2 separate regions of the Homo sapiens genome follow, and region 2 is linked to region 1. Evidence: chromatin contacts called from ENCODE Hi-C or POLR2A ChIA-PET data. All regions are on one chromosome and are shown on one strand. Each heading gives the region's core, a stretch centred on a gene start or an enhancer-like site at or near the end of the contact. The rest is flanking DNA. Distances are from core to core; before and after follow the strand shown.

The links. A loop is a pair of places that touch in the nucleus more often than their neighbours do. ChIA-PET counts read pairs that join two places held with the same protein, here RNA polymerase II (POLR2A). Pooled maps may share reads with other maps.
Region 2: a map of B cell shows a loop between it and region 1 (1.8-fold over the local background). The contact joins two enhancer-like sites. A Hi-C loop is called at or near these places in 6 of 168 maps with a recorded cell type or tissue (B cell, CD4-positive, alpha-beta memory T cell, OCI-LY7 and 3 more), 35 of 37 single-sample maps with no recorded cell type and 15 of 50 pooled maps. POLR2A ChIA-PET finds 5 or more read pairs at or near these places in 10 of 52 experiments (CD4-positive, alpha-beta memory T cell, CD8-positive, alpha-beta memory T cell, GM10248 and 6 more).

The regions. Positions count from the first base shown.
Region 1 is chr7:7,910,095-7,917,384 of GRCh38, reverse strand. The region is part of intron 2 of LOC124901586 (a long non-coding RNA gene); the gene reads left to right. It also overlaps the pseudogene CCNB2P1. Among named protein-coding and RNA genes, the nearest start is that of GLCCI1-DT, 55 kb to the left of the region's middle. Within about 2 kb of position 5,449, at least 2 of the 41 ENCODE cell types and tissues checked have a DNase peak (open chromatin) inside an H3K27ac peak, as active enhancers do.
Region 2 is chr7:7,943,248-7,950,308 of GRCh38, reverse strand. It overlaps GLCCI1-DT (GLCCI1 divergent transcript), which reads left to right. Exons shown (of 5, transcript NR_110018.1): 5 at 1-470. Among named protein-coding and RNA genes, the nearest start is that of GLCCI1-DT, 22 kb to the left of the region's middle. RefSeq lists a silencer at 5,046-5,095 and an enhancer at 5,306-5,515. Within about 2 kb of position 5,593, at least 10 of the 41 ENCODE cell types and tissues checked have a DNase peak (open chromatin) inside an H3K27ac peak, as active enhancers do.

The sequences.
Region 1 (7,290 bases), core at 4,200-6,699:
GAGACAAGGTTTCACCATGTTGACCAGACTGGTCTCGAACTCCTGACCTCAAGCGATCTGCCCACCTTGGCCTCCCAAAGTGCTGGGATTAAAGGCATGAGCCACCGTGCCCAGCCTGAATATGGTCACTATTTATGACAGCCTAGGTCCTCCACATTTTCAAGAACCTATAAAATGTTTGAAAAAAAATGTTTAGAAAAACATTTTAGAAAAATTAAAAATTGACTGACTCAAATACAGAAGAAAATAGAACATTTTAATTTGTAATAATTTCAAAGGGAAAAAGGTTAATCTCCTAAATTTTTATGACATAAATTTAATATGGAGTTTGGTGCATTTTAATGTTTGCTGTAATATGTGGTTGGATCCTCAGAAACCACTGTGTTCAGGATCTAGAAGAGTTTTAAATGACCCTGATAAGAGATCTAATTGCCAAATCCAGTGGGCGATTTTTAATCCTTATTAAAAAATGAAGCAGCATTGGATAATGTTGACCATGCCCTCCTTTCTCCTCCCTTGGTTTCTGTCATATCACCATCTCCTAGTTTTTAACCAACTTCTTTGAGTACTCCTGCTCAGTCTACTCTGGGGTTTTCTTCTACACCCGGAATTCCATCTTGGTTGTCTTTTCTTGTTAAATGTTTTCCTTGACAATCTCATCCACATCCAGGTTCCATGCCCATTTATATTCTAAGCTCCATCACCGTCTGCACTGGCAGTTCAACTTCAACGGCCCCTGAAAGTCTGCTCCTCCTTTCATAGATCCTGAGTAAATGGCACACTATTAATTCAATGGCTCAATCCAGAAATTTGGGAGTCATCTTACATTCTTTTTTTTCCCCTCTCATCTTATAGTCAATCAATCACCAATTCCTGTCAATTCGATTCCTGCAATCTCTTACATCTGTCCACTTCTCTTCATCTATTAACAGCACAACTCTGGGCCAAGCATGGTGGCTCACATCTGTAATTCTAGCACTCTGGAAGGTCAAGGCAGGAGGATTGCTTGAGCTCAGGAGTTCAAGACCAGCCTGAGCAACACAGCAAGATATCATCTCTCCAAAAAAATAAAAAAATTAGCCAAGTGCAGTGGCATGCACCTGAAGTCCCAGCTACTTAAGTGGCTGACGCAGGAGGACTGCTTGAGCCCAGGAGATCAAGGCTACAGAGAACTTTAATCATGCCAATGCACTCCAGCATGGGTGGCAGAAAGAGATCCTGTCTCAAAAACAAAAAAATTCACAACTCTGATTTTGTCATACCCATGCTTAATCTCTTCAGTGGCTCTCAATGACCCTGGAATGAAGTCCAAAATCTGACCCTGACCCTCTCCATGAGCTGGCTGCTGCCTCCTTTCCAGTCTCATTTCCACCCATTCTTCCATTAGAGAGTACTTCTTTGAATCTCCAGATCATTTCCACAGCACACCACCACCTGCCACCATTACATTGTCTTTGCACTATGGGCCTCATCTTCTGCAATTCCCCATCACACTTTTAATTACTTGTTTAATGTCCATTTTCCCCAGTAAAAAGAGTGCTTAATATTTGTTGGGTACTTTCTATGTGCCAGGAAGTTTCACACATATTATCTCATTTTAATCACAACAGTAACTATGAGGTAGGTTCTATTATTACTCCAATTTTAAAGATAAGGAAACCGAAGCATTGAGAAATTGAAGGCCACACAGCTAGTATGGAGTAAATTAAAACTAAAACCCAGGCAGTCTACATCCAGGGCCCATATCCTATCCACAATTAATATTGCTTCAGTGGCCAGGCGCCGTGGCTCATGCCTTTAATCCCAGCACTTTGGGAGGCTGAGGCGGGCAGATCACCTGAGGTCGGGAGTTTGAGACCAGCCTGACCAACATGGAGAAACCTCGTCTCTACTAAAAATACAAAATTAGCCGGGCATGGTGGCGCATGCCTGTAATCCCAGCTACTCGGGAGGGTGAGGCAGGAGAATCACTTGAACCCAGGAGGCAGAGGTTGTGGTGAGCCAAGATCACACCATTGCACTCCAGCCTGGGCAACAAGAGCGAAACTCTGTCTCTGAAACAAACAAACAAACAAACAAAATATATATATATATATATATATATATATATATATATATATATATATATATATATATGTAGCTTCAGTGAAACAGTAAGGTCTACAAGGGGAAGGGCTGAATCTTGTGTCTCCAGAGCCTAACACAGGATTGGCACAGAATGGGGGCCAACATGAAATTGCTGAAATAATAAATACAATTCAATTCTTAGATTGGCATATAGGGTCCTCCACAATCTTACCCTGACCTACCTCTCCAGCCTCATATCCCGGTACATCTGTCCCTCCTTCCCCATGCCCTATCTTCTAGCCATATATGCAGTTCCAAGAATAGGCCATAGTGGTTCACACCTCTGACTTTTGTATACTCATAATTCACTCACTCCATGTGTTCACTCACTCACTTATTATTCATTCATTTGCTAAACACCTACTGAATGCCAGGCAGACAGAAAAGTCCTGTGATAGATAGATGCTATAGGAACACAGAATAGGGATATTAAGGGGTTTGGACTAAGGAGTCAAGAACATCTCCCAGGAGAATTAACATTAAAAGTGAATTTCATTTCCCTAGCATGTGCATATCTGCATGGCAAGCCCTTATTCATCTTTTGGACTTCACTCAAATGTCTCTTCCAGGGCTCTCTCCAAGGCAGAACTTGCAGACATTGTATTGCATGTGACCTCCCCCATCACCCCATCAGATTACGAGATCCTCTTAGCCTCTTGGTGCGTATCATGTCAGTACAGTGGGTTCCTGGCACAGAAGAGGTACCCAATAAAGAACTGATGAATGACCAAATAAAATAACGGTCCTTTTTTGTGACAATACTCCATTTTAACTCATTGTAAATATCTTTGCACTTACCTGAAACCATGGAATTGGGGCTTCTGTTCATTTACAGAATAGATATATTTTTAACATATAAATGAGAGAGATTAGGGAACACCTAGCACCACTATATCATTTTATTTTAGACGTGGATATATAAATTATGTAAAATAGCAATGTAAACATACACACACACACACTCACATACTTTTGTCAATTTAGTGACTAATAACTTGAAGAAATAAGAATTCCCACTATAAGGCATATTCTCCTGAAAGCTTTGGGCACTATGGAGAATACTACATGACAGAATGCTAGTATACTTTCTGAAAGACAAGATGATCCTAATGATTTCCTCATCAATGAAAAAGGACTTTTTCATTATTAGAAATGAGCCCCAAAGGTTAGGCTGCTAATGTGTTTTTGTATACGTGTGCAAATAAATGCCATAAATAACACTTTGGACTAACATCAAAGCACACTTCTGTCTCACTGCTCTTCTTTTTGGGGTGGACATTTGAAGAGGTTCTTTGAAAATTATAACGAGATACAAACTTACTCCAGTGTCCCCTTCTCTACTAATACATGAAGGGCAGCTGTGACTGGCTTTCAGTGGACCAAAGCTCTTACAGGAGTTGCTTAGGGAGAAGCCTCACATTCTGCAATCCTGTTTCTATTTGAATGTGGAAACCTGAGCTACCTCTCCCTCCATTCTCTCCTGCCCTCCCCAACTCTCTCCCTCTAGACAGGTTTCTAATCTGTCCAGTGAGTAGCTGGAACTACAGCAGGAGTCAGTAAACTTTTTTGGTAAAGGTCAAGATAGTAAATATTTTCAGCTTTGGACCACATGGTCTGTGTTGCAACTATTTAACTCTGTTATTATAGTGCGAAAGCAGCCACACAGAATATGTAAACAACGGGTACGGCTGTTTCTCAATAAAAATGGGCATGCCTATTTTCCAATAAAATTTTATTTATGAAAACAGGTGGTGGGCCAGATTTGGCCAGTAGATCATAGTTACAGACTCCTGGACTAGAAATATTCTAGGATCCCTGTTAGCTTTTCTCTGCCTTAGTATTCAATTTTCATGAGTCTGTGAGAGTTCACAATTGGGAGACAGCTGGAAAAAAAGAGAAGCATACTTTGAAGAATCATTGGCTGTGTGAAATTACTATATTTGACTTATCTTTTCACTTGGAGTCTTTTAACTTTGTAGCATAATGCCCCTATTATATTTAGCAATTAGAGTGCCATCACAAAGTAAAATGTAAAACCATTATTCCTTGAAAAGAGAAAAGGCTTGTGGTATGAAATGATGCATGCGAGGAGTGTGGGTGATAATTTACTCATATAATCATTTCTATTTCTGTTCTATGGCAAGTATTTCTGGAGATGGCTCAGATGGCAAGGAGATCTTTAAGACGTGCATGCCATAATTAACCTTTTTATGTGTTCTGATAGAAATATCAATAGTTTTTCCTCCTTTAGCACTTTTAACTTTACTTATGGTGTATAGAGATGATTTGAAGAATAATCATTATAAGGGAAAAAACGCCTTTATATCTTGGGTTTAAAATAAAACATGTATATTCTTCCTATTATTTTTACTTTATGGATAAGTTCTAGACACTGAACATCTGCATTTCTTTTTGCCTCCTTGCAAAGGAGGAGCTAGCCCAGCCAATGATTCTGTAGAATGTAGATCCACGATGTACGAAGTGTAGTCCCTGGACTAGCAGCATCAGTATTTGCATCAGCATCTACTAGAAACTTGTTAAAAATGCAAATTCTCCAGTGCCATCCCAGACCTACTAATTAAGAAACTCTAGGAGTGGGCCCAGCAGTCTGTTTTAGCAAGCTCTCCAGGTGATTCTAATGCCTGCTAGAGTTTAAGAACCACTGGTATAGCTTAGATTATTACCTTACAGAAGCACAAGTTAAAGGGAAGACCTGGCCTCATATAATCAGCAGAATGACCTTAGAGCCTGGACATTCAGAAGGCACAGAATACAGGCGATAAGCCTATAACTACATTACAAGAAGAAAAAGGACCTGAGAAAGAAAAACAAAGGGAAGAAGGGAGACATAGAACTTGAATGAGTAGGAGGAACTGGAAAACTCCAGGGTTCCATTTGCAGCTGTGGCTACAATCCTCCATGATTTGATGGGTGAGGACTGTGCTAGGTGAAGGGAAACAGAAATGAAGAGAACAGTCTCTCCATCCGCAAAGAATTCACAGTATTAGAGTGGAAAAAGAAAAAAATGGCTCCCTTGAGAATTTACAATAGACCTAATATTTTAAGTCAAAGGAGGCTGGGCGCAGTGTCTCATTCCTGTAACCACAGCACTTTGGGAGGCCAAGACAGGAGAATCATTTGAGCCTAGAGGAGTTCTGGACCAGCCTGGGCAACAGGGCAGAACAATGTCTCTACAAAAAATAAAAAAATTAGCTGGGCTTAGTGGTGTGTGCCTGTGGTACCAGCTGCTTGGGAGGCTGAGGTGGGAGGATGGCTTGAGTCCAGGAGGTTGAGGTCACAGTAAGCCATCATGTCGTCACTGCACTCCAGCCTGGGTGACAGAGTGAGACCCTGACTCAAAAGAAAAAAGGATCAAAAGAGAGAGGTTGGACATCAGGAGACATAGAGACAAGATGAAGAGAACAAAGAAAATAGAAGATATGAGGATAAACAGAGTATTAAAAAATTTTATTTGTACTAGAACATAGAACATTTAGGAAATTTGTTCTTTTAATTCCTCCAATTACTAAAAGGTGAGCTCTGCTTTGATTTGGAGATAAAAATCCCTGACTCATTGCTTCACTGGACAGAACCACAGGAGAATTGCAACCAAAAGCCTTTCATTTCCTTACGATGCTTATCGCCAGCAAATAGCTATAGTAACACACTGACATAAACCATTAAGCTATGTATGGGTCGGTGCTATTTAAAGAATGTTTGCTTCCCCACCCAACCCCATTCTTATGTTGAAATCCTAACCCACAATGTGATGGTATCAGGAGACATGGCCTTTGAGAGGTGATTAGGCCATGAGGTAAGAGCCCTCATGAAGGGGATTAGTGTCCTTATGAATAAGAGACCCCAGATAATTCATTTGCCCCTTCCACCATGTAAGGGTGAGAATGCAGCTATCTATAAACCAGGGAACAGGCCCTCACCAGACACTGAATCTGCTGGTGCCTTGATGTTGGCCTTCCCAGCCTCCAGAACTGTAAGAAATAAATTTCTGTCGTTTATGGTATTCTGTTATAGCAGCCTTAATGAACTAGAAAAATAAAAAAGAAAACAAAACAAAACAGGAACATGTTCTTATGGTAACACAACCTGGTCATTTTTCAAGTCCTGCCACAGAGTATCAATCTTGGAGCCTCATCATAAAATCATTTTTGGGTGCCTAAGGAGAATGTTATAGGTGAGACAGTGCTATTAAAAAAATAACACCAAATCAAAGATCATAGAGTTTTCTGGAAGATTTTTAGAAGTCATCTTTTCAAAACAGCCTCCAATGTTTTAAAAAATGACTTCACTATTTTAGTAATATATATATATATATATTTTTAAAATTCAAACAATACAGAAAAGCACAAAGAAAGAAGTAAATTACTTCCCAAAGTAAAGATTACTAACATTTGGTGAATAGAATCCATAAATACAAATAGAAAGCTAGACAATTAGGAGCAGTTTCAGAGAGAGAGATTGTATGGTACATGCTATTTTTTAAAACAAAATTTTTATTTTTGAATAATTTTAGGTTTATGGAAAGGTTGCAAAGATAATACAGAGCGTTCTAGAGCTCTCAACCAACTTCCTCTATTGCTAACATCTTACATTACTATGGTACATTTGTTACAACTAAGAAACCAACACTGGTACATTACTATTAACTAAATTCCAGGCTCTTTTTAAATTTCACCAGTTTTTCTACTAATGTCCTCTTTCTGTCCCAAGATCCACATTGCATTTAGTTGTCAGGTATTCTATTAGGACTCTCCAAAGAGACAGAACCAATAGGGTAAATGGGTATATGCAGAGACAGAGAGACAGGAGTTAATTCTAAACCTAAGAGTCATGTGACTATTAGGCATTCCATTTTAGAATAAATTGGAAATAGAGTTACAGCCAGAGCAGCACAAGTAGCTAAGAAAGCTCAGAACACCAAAGTGCCAGTTCAACCCAGGGAAACAACAAATGTCAACAAACAACTGAAACCTACTGCTTCTGTGAAACAGTACAGATGGAAATGTTGGCTCCAAAGGGTCCTTCTCCCATACCTGAGGATGCCTCCGTGAAAGAAGAGAACATCTGCCGAGCTTTTTCTGATGCTTTGCTCTACAAAATTGAGGATATTGATAACAAAGATTGGAATAACCCTCAGCTCTGCAG
Region 2 (7,061 bases), core at 4,344-6,843, 33 kb before region 1:
GTGACAGGGAAAAAACCCCTTCTGAATGATTAGGGATGAATCAGTTAACTTGCTTGAGTTTCACATTCTTCATCTGTAAAATCTGGTGATTAGACTGGCCCAGCAAAAGATATAATGGGCAAAAGATATAATACACATAAATTGGAATGAATCTGCATTTTCCAAGCCTGATGACTTTATTAAAACTGAATTAAGTCACTAACTGGCAGCCTGAAGATGAAAGGAAAGAACTCAGTCATGCTTCTTAAGGTAAAAGGGCAGTCTAACTGAGAATTTTGTTATCTCTGAGGACAAATTACAAGGAGATAAAGACACTCAAGATCACATGGAAGGCTTCTGCTCCCACTTAGAGACTGCAATGTAAGGTATGGAAACAGAATATTCTCTATAGAAACATACATATTAAAATATGAACATTTTTGTTCTTATTTCAATCCAAAAATAAATAAATGAATTAAATGTCAAAGATATCCATTCTAATTTGGAACTTCTCTGTTCATAACCTATTATGCAGTGGGCGCTAAAAATCTGTTCATGGTATATGACTGAATATTGTCTATGAAATGTGTAGGTGTTAAACAAATGCCACGGTTTATTTATTATAAGAAACTTTTTTACATTTTAACATCTCTGAAATGTGGATAACACTTTATTTTATTTTACTTTATTTATTTTCGAGATGGAGTTTCGCTCTTGTTGCCCAGGCTGGAGTGCAACGGCAAGATCTTGGCTCACTGCAACCTCCGCCTCCCCGATTCAAGCGATTCTCCTGCCTCAGCCTCTCCAGTAGCTGGGATTACAGGCCCCTGCCACCACGCCTGGCTAATTTTTGTATTTTTAGTAGAGATGGGGTTTTTACCATGTTGGCCAGGCTGGTCTCGAACTCCTGACCTCAGGTGATCCACCTGCCTCAGCCTCCCAAAGTGCTGGAATTACAAGTGTGAGCCACTGCGCCCGGCCCTGAAACGTGGATAAAATTTTAAATGAATGGCTTGTTGTTGTTTAATTGGCAGCATCTTTTTTCTTGGCATCACTTAAAATAATGGCACAATTTATGATGGTGTCTTAGATTTGATGAAGTATTTAATCAAATCATGAGGTATTTGATGAACTGTCTTCAATAGGGACATCATAGATGTTTTAATATTTGTGAATTATCTTAGGATAAACTGGAAAATGCTAAAGAAACATTCATTAGAACGTCTGGTCTTGAGAGCAAAAAGGAAAAGCATTGTCAGGAGGAAGTTCTTGGGTAAAGACAGTGAGTTTAATGACATCCATAGTGACTTAGGCTGGCATCTAACTCAGCTATGTCTTTCCTGCCTCACTCCCAAACCTCATAAAGCTGGGTCTAGTCAGTTTCAGTCCCTTGGTATTGTAGAATTCAATGACACACTGCAACCCCTGGAAAAGATTCATTTACCTTAATAATGTCCATAATAACAGATATAATACATTTTCTAGGCATTATATTTATCCAAGGTTTGACTGTAAAAGGTCTTGTACTTTTAAAAAACCTATAGCCTCATAAGATTCATCTAAAGTAAATGCATTTTTTAAAACCTAACTAAAGCATTTTTGTCACCCTATTTATATCAGCCCAAAACAGCATCAGTTCTTCAATAAGGGCTTCAGAGATCTTAAGTTAAAGGACAGAGTAGTCAATTAGTTAGTACTATGGAAGATTTAAACCCAAAACTTACTGTTTTAAAAAGATGAATATATATACACACACATATCATATATAGGTATGTAGATAAGGCTTGGAAGGGTGTGTCAAAAGTTGTTACTTTGGAATGAAAAGTATCTGAGTTTGTTTTTTCCTCTTCTGTGTTTCTAAATTTTGCCGTAGTAAGCATGTATTGCATTTGCAGTAATTTTAAAAAGCAGTAAGTATGATAGCATTTACCCCTCCCCCCCATTTTTACGGTTAAACAGTGGGTACTGTAAGGTACAGCTGGCATAGTTAAGGATGTATCTTCAAAGATGCATTGGCTTCGTTTTTTTCCTAGAAAGTCACAGGCACCATCCAGTCCAGCCACAAAGCTGAATTTAGAGTTAGCCGTACATGAGACAGTGGGGGCCCGCAAGCTAATATATAAGAAATAATTCTTCCCTCCCTATTGATAGACATGGTAACTTCTAAACATTTCTGTGTGTGGACAATATATGCATACACTTGCAATTTGCCTTCTCTGGCCAGGCCACAGAAGAGGGCAATTCACTTAAGTGCATAATTTTATTTTTCTTCTTTGTTTTGCATACAAATATACATAACAGTTTTATTTATAATACCCCTGAACTGGAAAGAAGCCAAATGTCCATCAATATGTGAATGTATAAACAAATTGTGTACTATCCATATAATAAAATACTACTCAGCAATAAAAAGGAATGGACTACTTGTACAGGTAGCAACAAAATGCATAATTTTCTTGACCTGGGTTTTCTTCAGATTGCTGGAGCTGAAGAGTCTTTTATTTATTTGATGTCACTTCAGTTTGTTAAAGGATAAAACCCTTTTAGTACAGGCTTTTCTCCTACCATAACCACATTTATGCCAAGTTTAAAATATTGGTAAGCCTATTTGAAAATCAGTTGTAGAATAAATAAAATGTCCTCTTTTGCTTAGCTATTAACATAATTTTAGGCTGCTGTGCCTCCTTTACCACCATGTATTTGGTAGAAAATTATATTTCTGCTTTTTATATTATTCATAAATAAAAGTCAGTATTTTTCGGTTCTTTGCTTCTTCAAATCATGTTATTAACATTTAATGAAATATAGCTCTTTCTTCTTTTATCTTAGGTGTATAATCTCATCAACTTTGCAGGAAAAACAGATACCCTTAGGGTCTGAATTGGTGTTTGAATAGATAAGCTCACTTTTAGTCCATGCCTAATAATATTACCTTATTGTTTAGGAAGAGATAGCAAGCTATTTCTTAAAATTTGTATATACTCTTTCTGTCATCGTGTAACAACTGAATTATCCTACTGATAATAGGATTCATATAAAACTGTGGATGATGTCTAGCTACTCTATTTTTGCCAAAAGGAGAACACAGATAAACATTATGCCATGGCCAGCATTTCAGTGACTTTAGGAACTTATATGCAGTTAGTGCCTCTTCACATACTGCTCAGAAAGCATGTTCTCCAGTGATTTCAGAGGGAGGACAAGAGGGACTCCAAAGGAGAATTTATGGGATGTTTGTGAAATTTGTGGCAATAGAGCATCTCTAAGTCTCAGTTTGCTCCCTGGTGAAAGAAAGATGGTAATTCCTTCCTCACGGGATGGTTGGAACTACTAAATGGGATGATGCAATTAGACAAAAACAGTTTGTGAAGCACTATGTTGGTATTATTATTATTGCATAAATACGAACAATGAGCACAGTAGGCCAGACCTTATTAAATTCAGTACTTTAGATGGTGTATAAGCACACACAGTAGCCAGGGAGTAGGCTCTGGAGAGGGGTACAGACGGGACAGGCTGAACACTATTAACCCTGGAATTACAAAACCCACTGCCAGAATTTCCCGGTTTGCCGTACCATTCATGTTCATTCAAGGTAAAGGGCACACTCTGCCTCTCTCATAGCAAAGGAATTCCTCCTCTGGCAAAGATGCTGATGTCACTGATGTCACACAATTTAGTATCAGTAAACATAGGCATAGTAATGGAAAGGAGGAGGTTAGCATTCTCTTGAGGGAGTTCAAGGAAGCTTTTCCAACTGGGAAGTGAGGTTGGTGGGGAAATATGACTTAAACAGCTAATGGGCATTAACTAAATACACCACAACAAAGCCTTCCCAGATAAAATATAGATGAACTATCCCTGTCTCCACATGCACACCTAACACCTGTTAACATAGCAATTGTGCACCCCAAGTAAGAGAGTTAAAGATAACTGATTAGATGATTCCATTGTCCTGGGTAGGAAGATACCTGGTAGCTGAAAAGCTCCGCTCTATTTTCTGTTAGCAGAGATTCTACTACCATTATCTTCTTGTTTTGCAGCGACGGAGACAAAGAAGATTTTCCTGAGCAGTGTCAGTAACAAAGAAATGAAGCAAATTATTAAGAAACTGATGGGCATTCATTGAAGAGCAACAAATATGATTCATAAGTCTGAAGGGACAGCCTTCAGAGAGAAGATGAAAGAGACAAGTCTCTCAGCATGACCATGTGGCTCTAACGGGACTGGCTCATGGGCAACAAGTACTTGAAGGGTGTAAATAGTGGGGACAGAGAGAAATTATTTAGTGTGCAAGGGGACAGCAGGAGGAGTGATGGTAAATGAAAGTCAAAACAAAGATGATTTAGGCAGCTGAACGAGTCACAGGCCCTAATGGAGAGATCTATTATAGGCTGTACAGCCTTGGGAAGGGTGGAAACCCCATCACTTGTGCCATTTACAGTTGGAAAAGCCATTAAAAAGTAGATCAGCCTGTTGGAGAGGGAAAAAACACCGCAGGTCCTCAGAGAATCAGTGGGATGACTTAATAGGTCTTTTCCATCTCAAATTACTGTGATGTAGTTTGTACGCATGGGGACCTGAGGTTCTAGAATAATTTTTCCAGCATTTGGGCTTCTTTACTATTACTACAAGGCCTCAGTGAAGAAATGATAACGGGTCATGGAATGCAGTTTCTGCATTGTAAGTGGAAGCCCACAGTGTACTGATGCTTTAGTATGAAGGCAGGACTGACTATGGTAAGTTTCACATTGTGATGTCAGTGTAAATAAATAAAAACACAATACCAATTAAGTCCCAAAACAACATACATATATTGACTGAGACCAAAGGCAGAGGGAAAGGACCTTTGTCACAGTTAGATGGTGGCTGAATAAATGAAAATTCAAGTAGTTTATTCTCTCATCTAGAAAAATACATGTCTAAATACTTAAAAGTCTATCTTTACAAAAAAAAAATAAGAAAAAAAATGGCCTTAAAACTATCAAGAAATATTTACTGTGTAGGAACTTTAGGACCCACATTTTGAATGTGTGCTGTATTTCTGTGCACAGCTGCAGTTGTAATTAGCAACTGACACATTCCGAAACCATGGTGGCCCAGAGGAGCACATATGTGCACAGGCTGTGCCAACCTGGGGCAATAACTGCAACTGAAAGGAACGGGCACAGCTTGGTCAGATGGAAACTGGGGCAGGCAGAGAAGGGCTGGTGTTACTGTGATTACTAGAAGGAGCACAGCTGTGACCATCTCAACCCTTCTCAGCCAGAGGATGACACGGAAGCAGGGGACAAAAATGGTAAGAGGGTGACAGGAGGGAGAGGCAGCAAGAAAGAAAGCAAAAGAATCCAGAGAGGGAAACCCACAGATGCAAGCTCTTTGCAGGTGGAGTATATCACAGATCCTGATAAAAATATTGTATGTGGTTGAGCACAAGTGAAACTTGGCGTTCTAGAAGACTGAAGTTTGCAACAAAAATTCAGGGTTTGACCTACACCTGACAGATATAGGTCAACCCTCATCCTGCTGCTCTCAGCAGCTGTAGCCAATAGGAGACAGTGCTGCCCAGCATGCCGGTTTAAGCTGCTGCTAATAGAGGGAAATCAACGTAACCCCATATTTCCTGCCTCTGCAGTCCTCACTTGTCTATACATGGCCAACTCAGGCGCAGGCAGAGCTGCTGGCTTGCTGTAACTGCTGGATGACTGATAAGTGGAATCTGGTGCTAGCATATATATTCCCACCTCATCTAGCTAAAAAATCTTTTGTAAAGCCTTTTAAGGGAGGACCATTAAAATTCAATTTTCCCTCATTAACCTAAATGCTTTCTTAAATTCATATAACCAGAAGAGACGTACTAATTCTTCACACCAACAGAACTTTAGAGATGTTTAGAGAGAGGAAATTCCGTGACAGAGGCCTATTTTTGAAAGGATACAGCAAAGGTTAAGTGACTTATCCCATGTTACTTAGAGGTGATAGTTAAGGCAGAAAGCGAACTGAGGGAGTGGTCTGAGATAAGTGAGGAAATTATGAAATTAAATCTGAAGAAAGAACATCATCACCAAATCACATTGGGTTAAATATCTATTGGAAATCCCAATTCAGTAACACACATTCCTTTATCCTACATGTTCAGACTAGTGTTAAAAGTGACTTCAGATATTTCCTATGCTCATGTTTTTTAAAAAAAAGTCCAACCATTCTCCTCAATGAACATGACATTAAATCAAGCTAAGTCCAGTCACATGGTCTCAACTTTACTCACTAAAGCTAGCAGGCAAGGGCCTAGTGAGTTGAATTAGAGGTTTAATTAGAAGAACAAGCAATAAATGCTAAATGTTCTGTTGCAACTGTGTAACTTTCTGTGGGATTTTATGCCTTGTATCTTTTTTCCTGAATTCCAGACCAACGGGGCTGCACTAGAACCCCAGAAGCAGAGAATTCCATAACTCAGACTCTTTGATTCAGATATTTTTCTTTTCATCACCTTGAGAGAGCAAATAAATCCCCCAAACTACTTTTCCCACCTCTCAAGCTTCTAGAGGATATTCTTGACTGGAATTTGTCCATGTTCTTAAATAACAGGTTACTTCACGTTCTTTGTGTTTAAATAAATGTAATTAGGCCTGTTTTTAAAAACTATGGAAAATATTAAAAAGAAAATTAAAATCATCTATAAACTTACCACTTAGTGGCAGCCACATGAACATTTTTGTGTTTCCTTATTTCTACACATATGTATACTTTCCAAAATTTGTCATAAATGTTTTAAAGGTGCTTCATATATTGCCAAATTGCCCTCCAGAAAAGTTAAATCAATTTATAATCCATTTTCAGTGAATGGTGTAATTTTAAAAGCCAGCTTTAAATTTGAGTTGAAAAATGATGCCTCACAGCTGTCTTTATTTTCTTCTATCTCCCTCAATCCTAAAGTTGACCATTTCTTTCCTATGGTTATGGCCAATTACAGTGGACATCGTGTTTCACTCCTCAACAACAATGTAGTTTCTGGAATTGACCCCAGCTCTCGGAATGAGTCCTGATTACTATTGAACCAAGCATAGTAATCCAATCTCTTT